4 separate regions of the Homo sapiens genome follow, and regions 2, 3 and 4 are each linked to region 1. Evidence: chromatin contacts called from ENCODE Hi-C or POLR2A ChIA-PET data. All regions are on one chromosome and are shown on one strand. Each heading gives the region's core, a stretch centred on a gene start or an enhancer-like site at or near the end of the contact. The rest is flanking DNA. Distances are from core to core; before and after follow the strand shown.

Region 1 (3,433 bases), core at 235-2,734:
TAGGAGTTGCGCAGGAAACAAAAGCTCAACAGTGTAGAAGATGCTCAAACGTATTCCGAATCCATGTCTCCCTGCTTTGTCATCTATTGTTAGGAGGGAGAACAAATATCTCCCTAATTCAAGTTCGTTTTTCTGAATTTTCTATAACCGCCTAAAACAGAATCCAAACATAATGTGGAAGCCAGACTGCAGGCTCTGAACTTCGGTCTACTACTAACTGGTGTAACAGCTAACCTTCAGCACTCATCAAGATCCTGGGTTTGTCCTCTCATACCACTAAGTTACTTGTGGGATTTCATCATGGGCACAGTAAACTGACCAGACCCTAAAGCCACCAGATAGATAACTACTGCGGTCATCCTAAGGGCAGAAACAGCCAAAAGAGCCAAATAATCATCTTTACTAGCCGATATGCTCAGGCTGAGATTTTCAGTTCCTGGAAATATAGCTTTACTCCTCCTTCACGTGCCAATTGATCCCCATAATGGCGGTTGAGCGGACAAAGCCTCAAGTAAAACCCTGCACCGAAGACTTTAAATGCGAACCCAAAGCAATGGCAGCTCCTAATTCATGCTTCCCATCCTTTTCACAAGGGGTCCAAATAAGGACTGCCTTCTTGGACATGAGCTATATTTAGTCAGAGGCCGTCACCTTGGAGGCAAGGCCATATCCGCCGAAGGGCATGTGCGTATTCTCCAGTGTGTAGTCAAGACCTAACCACTGAGGCAGTGGAGCCAGACGACGTCCCAAGGCATAGGCCCCCCACCCCTCAAACTGAGGGCCAGGACAGCCGGGGAGGCTCACGGCTCCCCCTCGCCCAGATACCACATGCGGCAAACACGTGGTCGCCGCTGCAATGCGGGGCGCGCGCTCCCGAGGGCCGGACGCGAGCACGCGGGGCGGGTCGCCCACTCCAGGTTTGTCAGACGGCAGGGCCGGGAGGGGTTAACAGTGCCCTCCCTTCCCGGCCAGAACTCACTAGCGACCACAGCCCCCGCCCTTCACGTTTTCTGGAACCTTCCGCATGCCTAGGCGCGCGACCGAATGAAAAGGGAGGGGGGAAGGGAAGGGTGGAGAGGGGAGGGGGAAGAGGAGCGGCGGCCACGCGCCAGGCCCTGGCGGCGCCACGAGGAAAGCGCGCGGTCGCCGCTCTTCCATCACCCGGCGGACGAGGACGACCCGCGCGGGCCCCACCACCGGCCGGCCGCAGCCAGCCGGACCTTGGCGCTGCCTTCTGCCCCGCCCCACGCTTCGCTTCAGGCCGTCCCCTCACCTGGGTGGCCTTCCCCGACCGACTCTGAGGTGAAAAGGAATGTGCCCTCCTCGATGAACGCCTCGTGGAAGCCGTTGAGCTGTCCGTTCATGTTGGTGTCGGTGTGCGGAAGTGGCCTTACGAAGGAGCAGCGGCGAGGCGGCAGCGGCTGCGAAATGCGCAAGCTGCGGACAGCGTTCTACTCGTAGCAGGCGGGCGGCGCGGAGCGAACGAAGCAGCGGGCGGTGCGGCCCGGTATTTATAGAGCAGCGCCCGCGCGCGCCCGGCTCGGGCCCCGCCCCTCGGCGCCGCGCGCCAATGCACCACTTGCGCGGGGGTCGGGGGAGGAAGGGCAGCTCGCCCCGCGGAGTCCGGGCTGAACCACACTGCGCGGCCGCGGGAGGTGCCGTGGCAATCCGGCCCTCCAGAGACCGTTCAGCTATCTTGAGCCGCTAGAGCTAGGAGAAAAATGCAGACGCGAGGAGACGTGGGGGATTGCTCTTCCTTGTTTGATGTGGGAGAAAAAGCGACTGGGGCTTGCTGGACCCGCTCCCCTGTGCGGTGACATGGCACCTCCCTTCCGACCGTTGGCCGGGATAGCTTTCCCGGAGGTCGCGTCCCCCAGCGGAGGCGGCGGGAATCGCGGAGGTTTTGTGCTGCGGCTGGGGTCTTTCTGGCCGTCCCGCCTCTAGATGCCGGGTGGCAGGGAGCCGGTGGCGGTCGGCCATGTGAAGGTGGCCATCTTGGCCGGCCAGCGAGGGCTCCTCACGGCCTTCCTTCGGCGTCCCTGCCCGGCTCGTTGCCGGCCCCGGGATATCTGAGGGGCGCAGGCCCACCTTCTAGTCGTTTCCTGGTGAATGGCTCTGCTGAAGATGGCCGGAAAGCAGATTAATGAAGGTGCTGCCATCGATTTAAACAATCGCCCTCCTGCCCGCTCCCCTGCGCTAAAGTTTCTGAGGGATCCTCACCCTTCGTGGTTCGTGGACTTAAAAGTGGAGGCAGCGCTCCAGCCTTTCCCTCCAGAGAGAAAGGAGGCCGCTCCCAAGTCCGTCCTTGCCCCGTGGCCTTCCTGTTCCTTTGAAGGGGGGGGGAATCGATGTTTCAATCCTCTGTTCAGGAGAATATGGAACGAACATTTCTTTTTTGGTGGGTGGGGGCTATTCGTTCCCTTGAATGTGCTTAAGCAGATCTCTTGACGGCGTGGAATGGGCTGTTTCATGAAGCTTTCACTTTAAAATGTCCACCTGCGTTTGTCCCAGTTTTGCCCAATAAAGGAATTACAGGGAAAAAGAGCGAAACAAAACTTGAGCCAGCAAGGAGTATGGAGTCCCGTTTGGAGGGAGCCCGCCTTGGGGGCGGGGGTCTCTGCAGCCTGTTCTGGGGCTGGGCCTCGGTGCAGGTCTGGTCGGGCTGGTGGCCTGGTGGCCCTGAGCGGAGCGCGTGACAAGAACGCCGGGTTTAATGAGGTTCTCAGGGAACGGCCTGCTCCTAGCATGGGATGTACTTTACGCTGGGGAGGTGAAGGAGACCCCTAGTAACAGTCTCCAGCTGCCTACTGCTGGCGGCAGTAGAACAAGGTGCATTCCCAAGAACAATCCTCTCCGTCGGTGCAGGAGGAAAGGTGGGATTTGCTAAAGGCTCAGTGGGAAACAAAGGAAGCACTTGGGCTGTGCTGGGGGCATCCACAAAGAAGATAAAGGGCTCCTCCCCAGACTCAGTGACCACATCCACGGTCGCTCAAAGCAGGCAGCAAGAAAAGGTTCGACCACAAAAGAGACAATAGGTGATGATATTTTTATTCGTTGCTTTTTACTTTTCAAGCTAACCCTTCATGGGAAAGTAACTGTATAAGACTATTAAATTTTTTTGTTATTTTTTAAAGGAGAATGCCAATTTATTAACTTACAATGTGTAATAAAATTGTCAACTGGAACAAAATGCGTGTGTAGGCTGGTCAGTGCATTATCTCCCAGCAGAAAAATCTATATGGGAAGCCAGAATATAACTAGAAGGTTATTTTATTAGGGAGTCAGAACAAGGAGCGTAAAGTCAATGATTGGCTCATTAAATCCTGATACCCCTGTGCTACCAACTCCACAGTGGGGCTAGGCCTGCCAAGGAGATGAGATTTAGCTGTACATAGTTGCTTACCTACTTCTCTCACTTGTGAATAGTGTGTAG
Region 2 (3,433 bases), core at 662-3,161, 630 kb after region 1:
TCACCCAGTGCCCAGCCTCTTGGGGCCGGGCAAAAATGTGGGACGAATCTCTAAGCAGTGTCCTATCCACCTTCCTTAAAGAAAACTCCACCCCTGTCTTTATAAGCCTGTTTCTTCTGCTTCTGAATGGCCTGCAGCCCCAGGTTCCCAACTGTCAGGCCCCCTTGGGCTGGTCCTATTCCTTCCCTGTGGGTTTGAGGTGTCATCCCTTGGAGCTTGGCCGCCAGCGCCAGCGCCAGCCCACCCTTCCTCCCTCCCACCACATCCCCACCCTTCCTGCTGAGCACTGGGTGGTAGCAGATCAGTCTAGCACTTCCTCTAATGGCTAATGTTTTTGTGGGAGGTTCTGAACTAGGGTTAAAAGACAAAAGCTCTTCCCCCCTCCCCTCCCCCAGTTCTAGTGTTGGTTCTTCTAGTTCTGACGTTCCCGTTGCTGTATCCCTAGATCCCGCCTTTGTTTTAAGCTCCCGAAGAAAGGCTTCCGGAGACTTTGTGACCTCACCCAATTTCCAACATTCCAGATTGTCTTTTCTTTCTTTAAAATCAGTGTTCCCTTCTGAGTCAGCTAGGAGGAGGCCAGAGGGAAACAGTGGGGCTTTCGAAGCTTATCAAAAGCAAACCTTGCTCTTTTGAAAAAGCATTTTCCAACGCAACCTGGGGACAAAGTGGGGTTAAATTTTACACAGATTGCTTACGAGCAAGAGTTAAGTGGCTAACAAGTCATGAAATCTTACGGAGAAGCAGGTAAAGCCAAAATTAAAAACTCCCTCCGAGTCAGCCCATTCTGCGACCCACCTCCTCCCCTTTGCGGCAGGAACTCTACTCCATCGAGGGGCTTTGCTGCAGTGGCACTGCCCACGCATACTCAACTAAAAGACTCAGACCACGCCAGCCATGCCACGAGGTGTGTTTTATTTTCATTATTCATACAAATAATTTTCTATAATATCCCGGGGCAAACCGGAGAATTTGGCAGTCCGATTGGGGGGGGGTCCCTTCAGAGACCCACAGGCCGGTGGCATCGGCGCGGAGTGCCCAGGTTCACAGTGCAGCTTGTGGCTCGTGTCCATCTTGCAGGTGGCTCTTCCTCCACATCACGACTGGGGTCTCGAAGAGGACGGGGGTAGGAAATCCTCCAGGATCTTAGGAAATTTCACTCCGCTTCTCCTGCTCAATGGCTGTGGAGAGCGGGAAGCGGGCGCTGGAGGGGAGCTGCAACCCCCACCCGCAACCGAGGTGCTTCCCGGTGTGGGCGAGGCACCCACGAGGTGTGGGGATTTAGAAGGAAGCTTGGGGCTGGGGAGAAACAAGGCGCTTTGTGAAACTGAAAGAGTGGCCGGGGCCGCCCACACCGGGGACAACGGCGGGGTGGGGGGTGGAGGAGTGGGTTTGCAAGGAAGAGCAGGGTGAGGGGCTGGGCTGGGGCGCGGGAGACCGAGGCACACTCACTCTCTTTGGTCGGCAGGGTGTTCTTCTCCTGCGTCTCCGTTTTCTTCAGCTTGGCCTTATCGAAGCTGGCGATTTCCCCCATGTCTGGTTTGTCTGCCATTTTCTTAAAACAATCCTAGTGGGCAAACCAAGGCGCTTGACCTGGGCCTGGGGGCCAGCGTCCCCTTCCGCGCTCCCCGCCGACGCCTCTCGACGTGGCACTCGCGCCAAGGCGTGCCGAGCAGCCCCAAGGCCGAGGATCTGGGCGCGTCCCGCACCCCTCTTCTCGGTCCCAGGGCGTGGTCGCCGGCCCCTGCGTCCGGTCCGAGAAGGGCGCCTGTCGCGGTTGCGGCGCGCCCGCCCGGTGCACCGGATCCGACCACACCCTGGGTGGGCCCCCCGCCCCGGCGCCGCACTCACCGTGCAGTCTCGTTCCGAGCCCGAGATCCTGGTGCTCCCACTCGCGTTGCTGCAGCAAGAAACAAAAGAGCGGCGCCCGCCCCTAGCCTTATATACGCCGCGCCCCGCCCCGCCCCTCACCCGCCGCAGCAGGGGCGGTGCTGGCACCCGAGGGGCGGGAGCAGCGCGGGCTGCTCCTCGCCCTGCCGCGCCCCCCGCTGGGCTACCAGCCCGGCTGGGCGCGGCTTCTCCCGCGCCGGGCACCCCCAGCTCGCAGTGTGCCCAGCGTGGGGGCTGTAGTCGCCGCCAGAGTGGGCGCCAGGCCCCCGGCTTTGCTTTTGCGGCTACATTTCCCCCTTTCCGGGAATCTGCTGCTCACCCCGCAGAAAGGATATGGGACCGGCGTGGGAGGGTGTGTGGTTTTGTGCGTGTGCAGATATGATGTGTAGCCGTGGGTGTGGATGTGCGGGCGTGCACGCGCACTCTGCAGCAATCCTCGCTCTAGGAGACGCCCCACCCCAGTCGCCCCCAGGCCTCTTGCTTTTGCTCCTCCAGAGTCCCCTTCCCTCCCCCACTTTTCCTCTCCTTAGGGAGGCTGAGTCCTAAGGTGGTCCTGCACTAAAAGAATTCGAGCCGAGGGTCCCGTAGTGGAGCGGGGGGCGGGGGGGTGTAGGGGGAGGGGGGAATAGGTTTCCAGCGCTCTTTGCTCAGGTTGGGGGCGGTTGCCTTCTGGTCAGTCGTCCCCTGTTCCCTGAACTGGGCGGTTCCAGCAGGATCGTTGGCGTGGCGGGTGTTCCTTAAATGCTGTTAGACGCATTGTGTGAAGGGCTGTGGTGGGAACAGGGCGTCCCGAGAAGGCTCGCAGTTTGCCTTTTCTCGTCGAGCTCCTAGAAACACTGTATCAGCGGGTGCGGTTTTCCTCCTTGAAGTTAACCTTGAGGATAATAGAGACCCACATGCCTACAAACGTTCTTGTTTTTCTTATTAACCCATTGTAGGAGTGGTATACTGCAATTATTCACATCTTTCTTAGAAAAGTTGTATTTTCAGCCTGTGCAACACCGTTAGGTAATAAGTTCCATAAATTACCAGCCCCGGAGTTAAGGCTGGTCATTCTTTTATTTGTCCTGACCTTTCCTTTTTTAAGTGTGAAGTATTACCGAGCTCTTTAAAGTGGGATTTGGTGGTGACATCCTAAATTCGGTCCTGATTTTATTTATTTACTTTTTTTGAGACAGGGTCTCACTCTGTCACCCAGGCTGGAGTGCAGTGGTGTGATCACGGCTTATGGCAGCCTGGACTTCCCCGGTTCAAGTGATTCTTCCACCTCAGCCTCCTGAGCAGTTGGGACTGCGGGCGTGCACCACCACTAGCGGCAAATCTTTTGTGTTCTTTTTGTAGAGACGAGATTTCACCATGTTGCCCAGGCTGGTCTCGAACTTCTGGGCTCAAGCCATCTGCCTGCCTTAACCTCCCAAAGTGCTGGGATTACAAGCCTGAGCACCACTCCCTGCTTCTCCCCTCCTGATTTTACCTGCTTTTCTCACGTTCCTTCAGTTTGGAACAGTGGGAAGAGAGCATAGGCTTGTGTGACCTTGGGCAAATC
Region 3 (3,433 bases), core at 381-2,880, 610 kb after region 1:
TCCACAGCTGGCCACCAGAAGGCACCCTTCACCTTTCCGGGGCCTCCGTATTCATAAGCGAATTGATGACTAGGGAACCGATTTATGCATGGTGGGTGGCGCTGTTGGGTCTCAAGCTTGCCTTTCTCTGCCTAGCCCCGGGACCTCCTGAACCCAGTAGAGGCCTACCTTGAGGTGTATTTCTGCCCCTCTCTCCCCCATAGCTGCTCCTGAATACTCCTCAGCCACAATTTCTTCCCAGGTGGACAATATGGGCTCAAGAAATTGCTCCCTGAGTCATCAGATCCTCTCATGATGCTTAAGCTTTAATACAACATCCCTGCATGCCCCACTTGCCTAGACCTGCCCTGGATCATCAGTCTGTGCCCTCTTGGCTTGGGGAGGCCAAGAATGGGGCCTGCCTGTGTGTGGGCCAGGCAGACAGCCTCCTAGAGAGGTGACTTAGAGGCTCTGGAAGGCTCCCTCGGCTCCCTAAACCTGTGGGCAGGTGGAGAGGACCCAGCGCTGAACATCTCCCAGAAGAGATGGGAACAGCTAGTGGCTGAAGGGACATGCATCATATTCTCAGTAGCGCCTTTAGAATTTCTAAAAAAGAAGAGGCTCAAAGGCAGCAATCTGGTTATGTTATGGGTGGAGGGTGTCCAGGTTCTTGGCAGTTTGAACAAAGGATTGGACAAAATGCACAAACAAAGCAAGGAAGGAATGAAGCAACAAAAGCAAAAATTTATTGAAAACGAGAGTACACTCCACAGGGTGCGAACAGACCAAGCATAGGATTTTCTGGGGTTTAAATACCCTCTAGAGGTTTCCCACTGGCGACTTGGTGTACACTCTAAGTAAAAGAAATAGTGGCCCACTATCAGTCTGATTGGTTGCAGAAATTAACCAATCAGAGGCTGAAGTGAAGTTACAAAGTAACTTACACCTTTGTAAGTGTCTGATTGGTTGTGGAAAGCAACCAATCAGAGGCTGAAGTGAAGTTACAAAGTTACACTCCTATGCAAATATCTGGTTGCAGAAATCAACCAATCAGAGATACTTTCAATTTTCCGTCGGCCCCACAGAAAAGGGGGGTGGGGTTTGCAAAGGGAGTAGCCTCCAGTCCTTTTGTTACTTAGGTGTGGAAAGTTGGGGTTTTCCTTTTGATTTAGTTCTAGAAAGTCAGCGTGAATCGGCCTTAGGTTCCCTGCCTCCAGACCCTATTTTTCTGCTTCAGTCAGGAGGGGGTGGTCTGGGGATGTGGGGGGCAACTATGGGTTTGCCTTGAAACTCTATATGCCTTGTAAGGATGAAGCGTTTGCAGCTTAATTAAAACAGAAACATTTCCAGAGATGCCTTTATTCATGTTTATATGAGGATATTATAAGTGCTTATTTTATTTAAGAGGTTGATGAAGATTATAGTGGGGAAAAGCATCCCTTGGTACAGTTCAGGTCCTGGTGACAGGTTTGTTCACGAGCAGTGTTGGTGGTAAGGAAACTCTGATGGGTTTTAGCATTTTAGTGGGCTAATCCAGGAAGGAATGGGCTGCACCGGGATTACGTGGGTTGACCCCAGGGGAAGAGAATGAGAGGAAGTGTCAAGACAAAGGGAGAGAGGTTTGGGAAACTCCCCAGGACTGGGAGGAGCCAGAAGCCTGCAGTTTCCTCAAGGACCTGAGACTCTCACCCACTCTCTGTGTTCAGGGAAGTAGCCTCCCCTGTAGGAGCACTGATGTGGTAGATATAGTTAATAGTGGGGTGCAGGACCAGATTGAATTTCTTTTTTTTTTTTTTTTTAGACAGGGTCTCACTCTATTGCCCAGGCCTGGAGTGCAGTGGCTTGATCTTGGCTCACTGTAACTCCTGCCTCCCAGGTTCAAGTGACTCCCCTGCCTCAGCCTCCTGAGTAGCTGGGATTGCAGGTGTGTGTTACCACACCCAGCTGCTTTTTTTTTTTTTTTTTTGAGACGGAGTCTCACTCTGTCGCCCAGAGTGCAGTGGTGCGATCTTGGCTTACCACAACCTCCACCTCCCAGGTTCAAGTGATTCTCCTGCCTCAGCCTCCCAAGTAGCTGAGACTACGGGCGCACACCACCATGCCTGGCTAATTTTTGTATTTTTAGTTGAAACGGGGTTTCACCATGTTGGCCAGGATGGTCTTGATCTCCTGACCTCGTGGTCCTCCCACCTCGGCCTCCCAAAGTGCTGGGATTACAGGCGTGAGCCACAGCGCCCGGCCTAGGAAATGAATTCTATACAGAATAATCAGAGTGGTTCCTGTGCCCTTTGGCTGCTTGTGCAGTTAAGCACATTTATCATGACTATTATAAATTATTTCCTTTTAATTATAGCCAAGTTAATCATACACAAAATTTTTTATAGCTTTTCTTTTTATGAACCTTATCATGATTTACACAGACAATTTACAACATGCTTGAACTTTTTGTTTTGTCATAAATTTCCCTCTTTCTTAAATAAACAGTCATTTTACTGTAGGACAAAAATTTACCACATAAGATTATTTCTCATACAAAATTATTCTCTTTTCTTCTTAATCTTTGTTACCAAAAATACATCTTTACATCTGTGACTCTCTTTACATCTCTTTCACCTATTTACTAGTTTCTTTTTACCTTCTTTCATAAATAGGCTTTACATAATCTCTGTATTACATACAATTCTTTTTGTCAAAAGAATATAACTTTATGTCTTCCTTATATTTTTTTAAATGTGCATATTTTATACATAGAATTATATAACTAGAATCAATCCCTCCCTCCCTCCCTCCCCTCCCTCCCCTCCCTCCTTTCTTCCTTCCTTCCTTCTTTTTTTTGAGACAGGGTCTTGCTCTGTTGCCCAGGCTGAAGTGCTATGGCATGATCATGGCTCAATGAAGCCTCCAGCTCCTGGGCTCAGGTAATCCTCCTGCCTTAGCCTCCTGAGAAGCTGGGATTACAGGTGCCCGCCACCACACCCAGCTAATTCTTTGTATTTTCAGTAGAGACAGGTTTTCACCATGTTGGCCAGGCTAGTCTCGAACCCCTGACCTCCCACCTTGATCCACCCACTTTGGCCTCCCAAAGTGCTGGGATTGCAGGTGTAAGCCACCAAGCCTGGCCTAAGAATAAATTTATTATGAGTAGACTCATGCAATTATGGAGGCTGAGGAGTCCCACAATCTGCTTTCGACAAGCTGGAGACCCAGGAAAGCCTGGGCTATAATTCAGTCTGGGTCCAGAGACCTGAGAACCAGAGGAAATGATGATATGAATCTCAGTTTTGAGGCGGCAGAAGATAAAAGATGTCCCAGTTCAAGCAATGAGGCCGCATAAATACTGGGGAGGGCAATCTACTGGGCCCACCAGTTCAAATGCAATTCTCATCCAGAAACACCCTCACAAATATACTCAGAAACAACGTTTAATCTGGGTCCACTCAAATTGACCATAAAA
Region 4 (3,433 bases), core at 658-3,157, 590 kb after region 1:
AAAACCAACCAAACAAAAAATATATATATAGCTGGGCATGGTGGCTCACGCCTGTAACCCTAACACTTTGGGAGGCTGAGGTGGGTGGATCACCTGAGGTCAGGAGTTCAAGACCAGCCTGACCAACATGGTGAAACCCCGTCTCTACTAAAAATACAAAATTAGCTTGGTGTGGTGGTACATGCCTGTAATCCCAGCTACTCGAGAGGCCGAGGCAGGAGAATCGCTTGAACCCAGGAGGTGGAGGTTGCAGTGAGCCGAGATCAGGCAATGGCCTGATCTCCAGCCTGGGTGACAGAGCAAGACTCTGTCTCAAAAAAAAAAAAAAAAAGAAAGAAAAAAAAGAATAAGAATGTATAGGCTGAGCATGGTGGCTCACGCCTATAACCCCGGTACTTTGTGAGGCCAAGGTGAGAGGATCGCATGAGCCCAGGAGTTTGTGACCAGCCTGGGCAACATAGTGAGACCTTGTCTCTACTAATATCAAAAACAAAAAACAACAAAAACAAAACAAAAAGTATATATATATATATGCATGTACATTTTTTGGAGGGGGAGGAGAAGGGGTCAAAGTTACACACACAGACACTTGTGTTTCTATAGGCTGACAGGACACAGGAGTCACACCAATTTGGGACCCATAGGCACTTTTTCTTACGTTATTGTTTGAATGTTGTACAATGAGAGAGCTTGGTTTTTGAAATAATTAAATGTAATTGAATTGAGATTTGTTTTGTTTCGTTTTTTTGAGACAGGGTCTCACTCTGTTGCCCAGGCTGGAGTGCAGTGGTGAGATCATGGCTCACCGTAGGTTCCACCTCCTGGGCTCAAACAGTCCTCCTGCCTCAGCCTCCCGAGTAGCTGGGACTAAAGGTGCATGCCACCACGTCTGGCTAATTTTTTGATTTTTATTTTTTTGTAGAGATGGGGTCCTACTATGTTGCCCAGGCTGGTCTCAAACTCCTGGAGAATTGGGCTTAACCAGTCCTCCTGCCTTGGACTCCCAAAGAGCTAGGATTACAGGCGTGAGCCATCACGCCTGACTGGGATTTGTTTTTAAAGTTCCAAAGAGCTTTACTAGTCTTAATCGTAATGTACATAAACTTGTATTCTATGTAAAATATAACAACTTCACAATCATAATAACCATACAGCCATCATTAGCACAGCGCCTCTAACCCACAGCCTCTTACGATTATAAATGGGAGTTCAGATAGATCCATGGACGCAGGGGAGGTTTGGTTGAGGAGCCAGGTCAGAGTCTTGGTTGGAAACACATGCAACTGTATCTGGAACCAGGGTCTGAGGCGAGCTGGGGACAGAGGGACCTCACTTCCAGCCTTCTCTATCAGCAACCCTCTAACATAGAGCTATTTCCAGGTCTAAAGGGTCTCAGAAATGTTCCAACAGCTTCTAGCTTCCTGGGCATTAGCTGCATTTTCACCTACCGGTAGCCCTAGTTCCTCATTTGCCAAAGGCCCACTGCAGGCCGGGCCCTGGTGCCAGCAGAGGAGGTCTGCACCCTCACAGCTGTAGCAGGAGGGAGACGTGCAGAGAGGTGAAGCTCACGGCCCTGGAATACGTGCACCACGGAGGTGAGTGCAAGTGGGTGGGGACTTTGTGGAACAAGTCACATCTGAGTCACTCTGAAGTATGAATAGGAGTCCACCTCATCAACCAAGGCAGGGCAGGAAATTCCAGGCAGACAGTAGTGCAGGGATGAAGGTCCAGAGACGGAAATACTTTTGAAGGCACCATATGAAGTTTATGAACAGAGGTGGAGCTGAGACACCACAGATCAGAAAGGGGAACCAGCAGAGGGTAGCAAGCAGGGGAGACAGGAAGTCAAATTTGAGCTTTAGGGAGATTTTTCTGATGGTAGGGGAGGAGAATGTGTGGGTAGAGCAGTTACTGGCCTCTTGTCCGTATAAGAAGTAATGTGGGCCTGGACTTGGAGCAGAAGTGATTCAGACCTTGCTCGCCTCGCCTCTGAGCCATATTCAAAGCTGCCCTACCAGCCTGCTGTGTCCTCTCCCCTCCCCTCCCCTCCCCTCCTCCCTCCCCTCCCTTCCCCTCTCACCTCCCCTCTCCCCTCCTCTCCCCTCCCCTCTCCCCTCCCCTCCCCTCGTATACTGTTGGTGTGCCAGCTCTCCTTTAGTCTTCAAACTTAAAGCTTGGGTGTCACCCACATCAAGAAAAGTCTATTGACTGGGTGTGGTGGCTCATGCCTGTAATCCCAGCTACTCAGGAGGCTGAGGCCGGGGGATCCCTTGAGCCCAGGAGTTCAAGGTTGCAGTGAACTATGATCACACCACTGCACTCCAGCCTGGGTGACGGAGCAAGACCCTGTCTCAAACAAAGCAAAACAAAAAACCCCAAAAAACTCCACTGATGTCCCCACCCCATCCCCCACCATTCCCGAGCTTGGTCAGGGACCCCTGCCCTGGACTCTATGATGCTCTGTGCATTTCTTTTCTTTTCTTTTCTTTTTTTTTTTTTTTTTTTTGAGACAGAGTCTCACTGTGTCATCCAAGCTGGAGTGCAGTAGTGCGATCTCGGCTTGCTGCAATCTCTGCCTCCCAGGTTCAAGTGATTCTCCTGCTTTAGCCTCCTGAGTAGCCAGGATTACAGGCATGTGCCACCACGCCCAGCTAATTTTGTATTTTTAGTAGAGACAGGGTTTCACCATGTTGGTCAGGCTGGTCTCGAACCCCTGACCTCATGATCCGCCCACCTCGGCCTCCCAAAGTGATGGGATTACAGGCATGAGCCACCACGCCCAGCAGCTCTATGCATTTCTGAGTGTGAATCCCATTGCTTTATGATTGTGTTCTGGTTTTTGTTTTACCACTAGATTGTGATTTTCCTACCAGGTCTCATTCATTCTTCTGACTCCAATGCCTATCACAAAGCCTGGCACAGAGAAGATAAGAGCAAATATTTGTGATTGAATGAGTAAATGATGAATGAAAAGTGAAGACGGGAGATGAGAGAGGTATTTGGAGGTGGAATCAGGGTAACTTGGCAAGTGATTGGCAGGGATAGTGCAGAGGGTGGGTGGTGAGAGGGTGGCATCGAAGATGACTCCAGGTTTTCTGGTTTGGGAGTAGGGGAGCTCTGAACTGTTTTTATTCACAATACTTCTGCCACCAAATGTGTGAGTTTTTTCTTATACTGACCAGTTATTCAACTCTCCAGATACCAATTGGGTATCCAACAAATCAATTCCATTCTGACATTATCTACCTAGAATTAGTGTCAATGCCACCAAAGAGCTCCATCCCGCAAGACTGCCCTGATTTCAGATGTCGGTTGCTGGTACCAGGTTACCATCTGTATTTCTAACCAACCAGCTATAGAAGTCCTAGGTTACCACAACCCCCTCTTCATGTTCAATAATTTGCCAGAATGGCTCACAGAACTCGGAAACACT

Evidence for each region. Hi-C counts contacts between places; a loop is a spot of excess contacts on that map. ChIA-PET counts read pairs that join two places held with the same protein, here RNA polymerase II (POLR2A). Pooled maps may share reads with other maps.
Region 2: a loop to region 1 is called in a pooled map, with 9 times the contacts of the local background. The contact joins the promoter of TMSB10 here to the promoter of MAT2A in region 1. A Hi-C loop is called at or near these places in 2 of 37 single-sample maps with no recorded cell type and 8 of 50 pooled maps.
Region 3: a pooled map shows a loop between it and region 1 (4-fold over the local background). The contact joins the enhancer-like site here to the promoter of MAT2A in region 1. A Hi-C loop is called at or near these places in 1 of 37 single-sample maps with no recorded cell type and 8 of 50 pooled maps. POLR2A ChIA-PET finds 5 or more read pairs at or near these places in 4 of 52 experiments (GM10248, T-cell, activated CD4-positive, alpha-beta T cell and 1 more).
Region 4: a loop to region 1 is called in a pooled map, with 4 times the contacts of the local background. The contact joins the enhancer-like site here to the promoter of MAT2A in region 1. A Hi-C loop is called at or near these places in 6 of 50 pooled maps. POLR2A ChIA-PET finds 5 or more read pairs at or near these places in 3 of 52 experiments (T-cell, WTC11 and activated naive CD4-positive, alpha-beta T cell).

What each region holds. Positions count from the first base shown.
Region 1 is chr2:85,537,219-85,540,651 of GRCh38, reverse strand. It overlaps MAT2A (methionine adenosyltransferase 2A), which reads right to left and starts at 1,484. Exons shown (of 9, transcript NM_005911.6): 1 at 1,274-1,484. The coding sequence starts at 1,364. It overlaps PARTICL (promoter of MAT2A antisense radiation-induced circulating long non-coding RNA), which reads left to right and starts at 1,766. Exons shown (of 1, transcript NR_038942.1): 1 at 1,766-3,185. RefSeq lists silencers at 897-1,226, 1,407-1,676 and enhancers at 1,707-1,796, 1,867-2,076, 2,477-2,566.
Region 2 is chr2:84,904,134-84,907,566 of GRCh38, reverse strand. TMSB10 (thymosin beta 10) reads right to left here and starts at 1,911. Exons shown (of 3, transcript NM_021103.4): 1 at 1,849-1,911; 2 at 1,450-1,564; 3 at 896-1,178. The coding sequence starts at 1,549. The coding sequence ends at 1,144. It overlaps LOC105374836 (a long non-coding RNA gene), which reads left to right and starts at 546. Exons shown (of 2, transcript XR_940308.3): 1 at 546-904. RefSeq lists enhancers at 585-644, 449-1,648 and a silencer at 1,615-2,154.
Region 3 is chr2:84,922,473-84,925,905 of GRCh38, reverse strand. No RefSeq gene overlaps it. Among named protein-coding and RNA genes, the nearest start is that of TMSB10, 19 kb to the right of the region's middle. RefSeq lists an enhancer at 778-827. Within about 2 kb of position 1,630, at least 19 of the 41 ENCODE cell types and tissues checked have a DNase peak (open chromatin) inside an H3K27ac peak, as active enhancers do.
Region 4 is chr2:84,944,790-84,948,222 of GRCh38, reverse strand. No RefSeq gene overlaps it. Among named protein-coding and RNA genes, the nearest start is that of KCMF1, 25 kb to the left of the region's middle. RefSeq lists an enhancer at 1,640-1,809 and a silencer at 1,980-2,129. Within about 2 kb of position 1,907, at least 20 of the 41 ENCODE cell types and tissues checked have a DNase peak (open chromatin) inside an H3K27ac peak, as active enhancers do.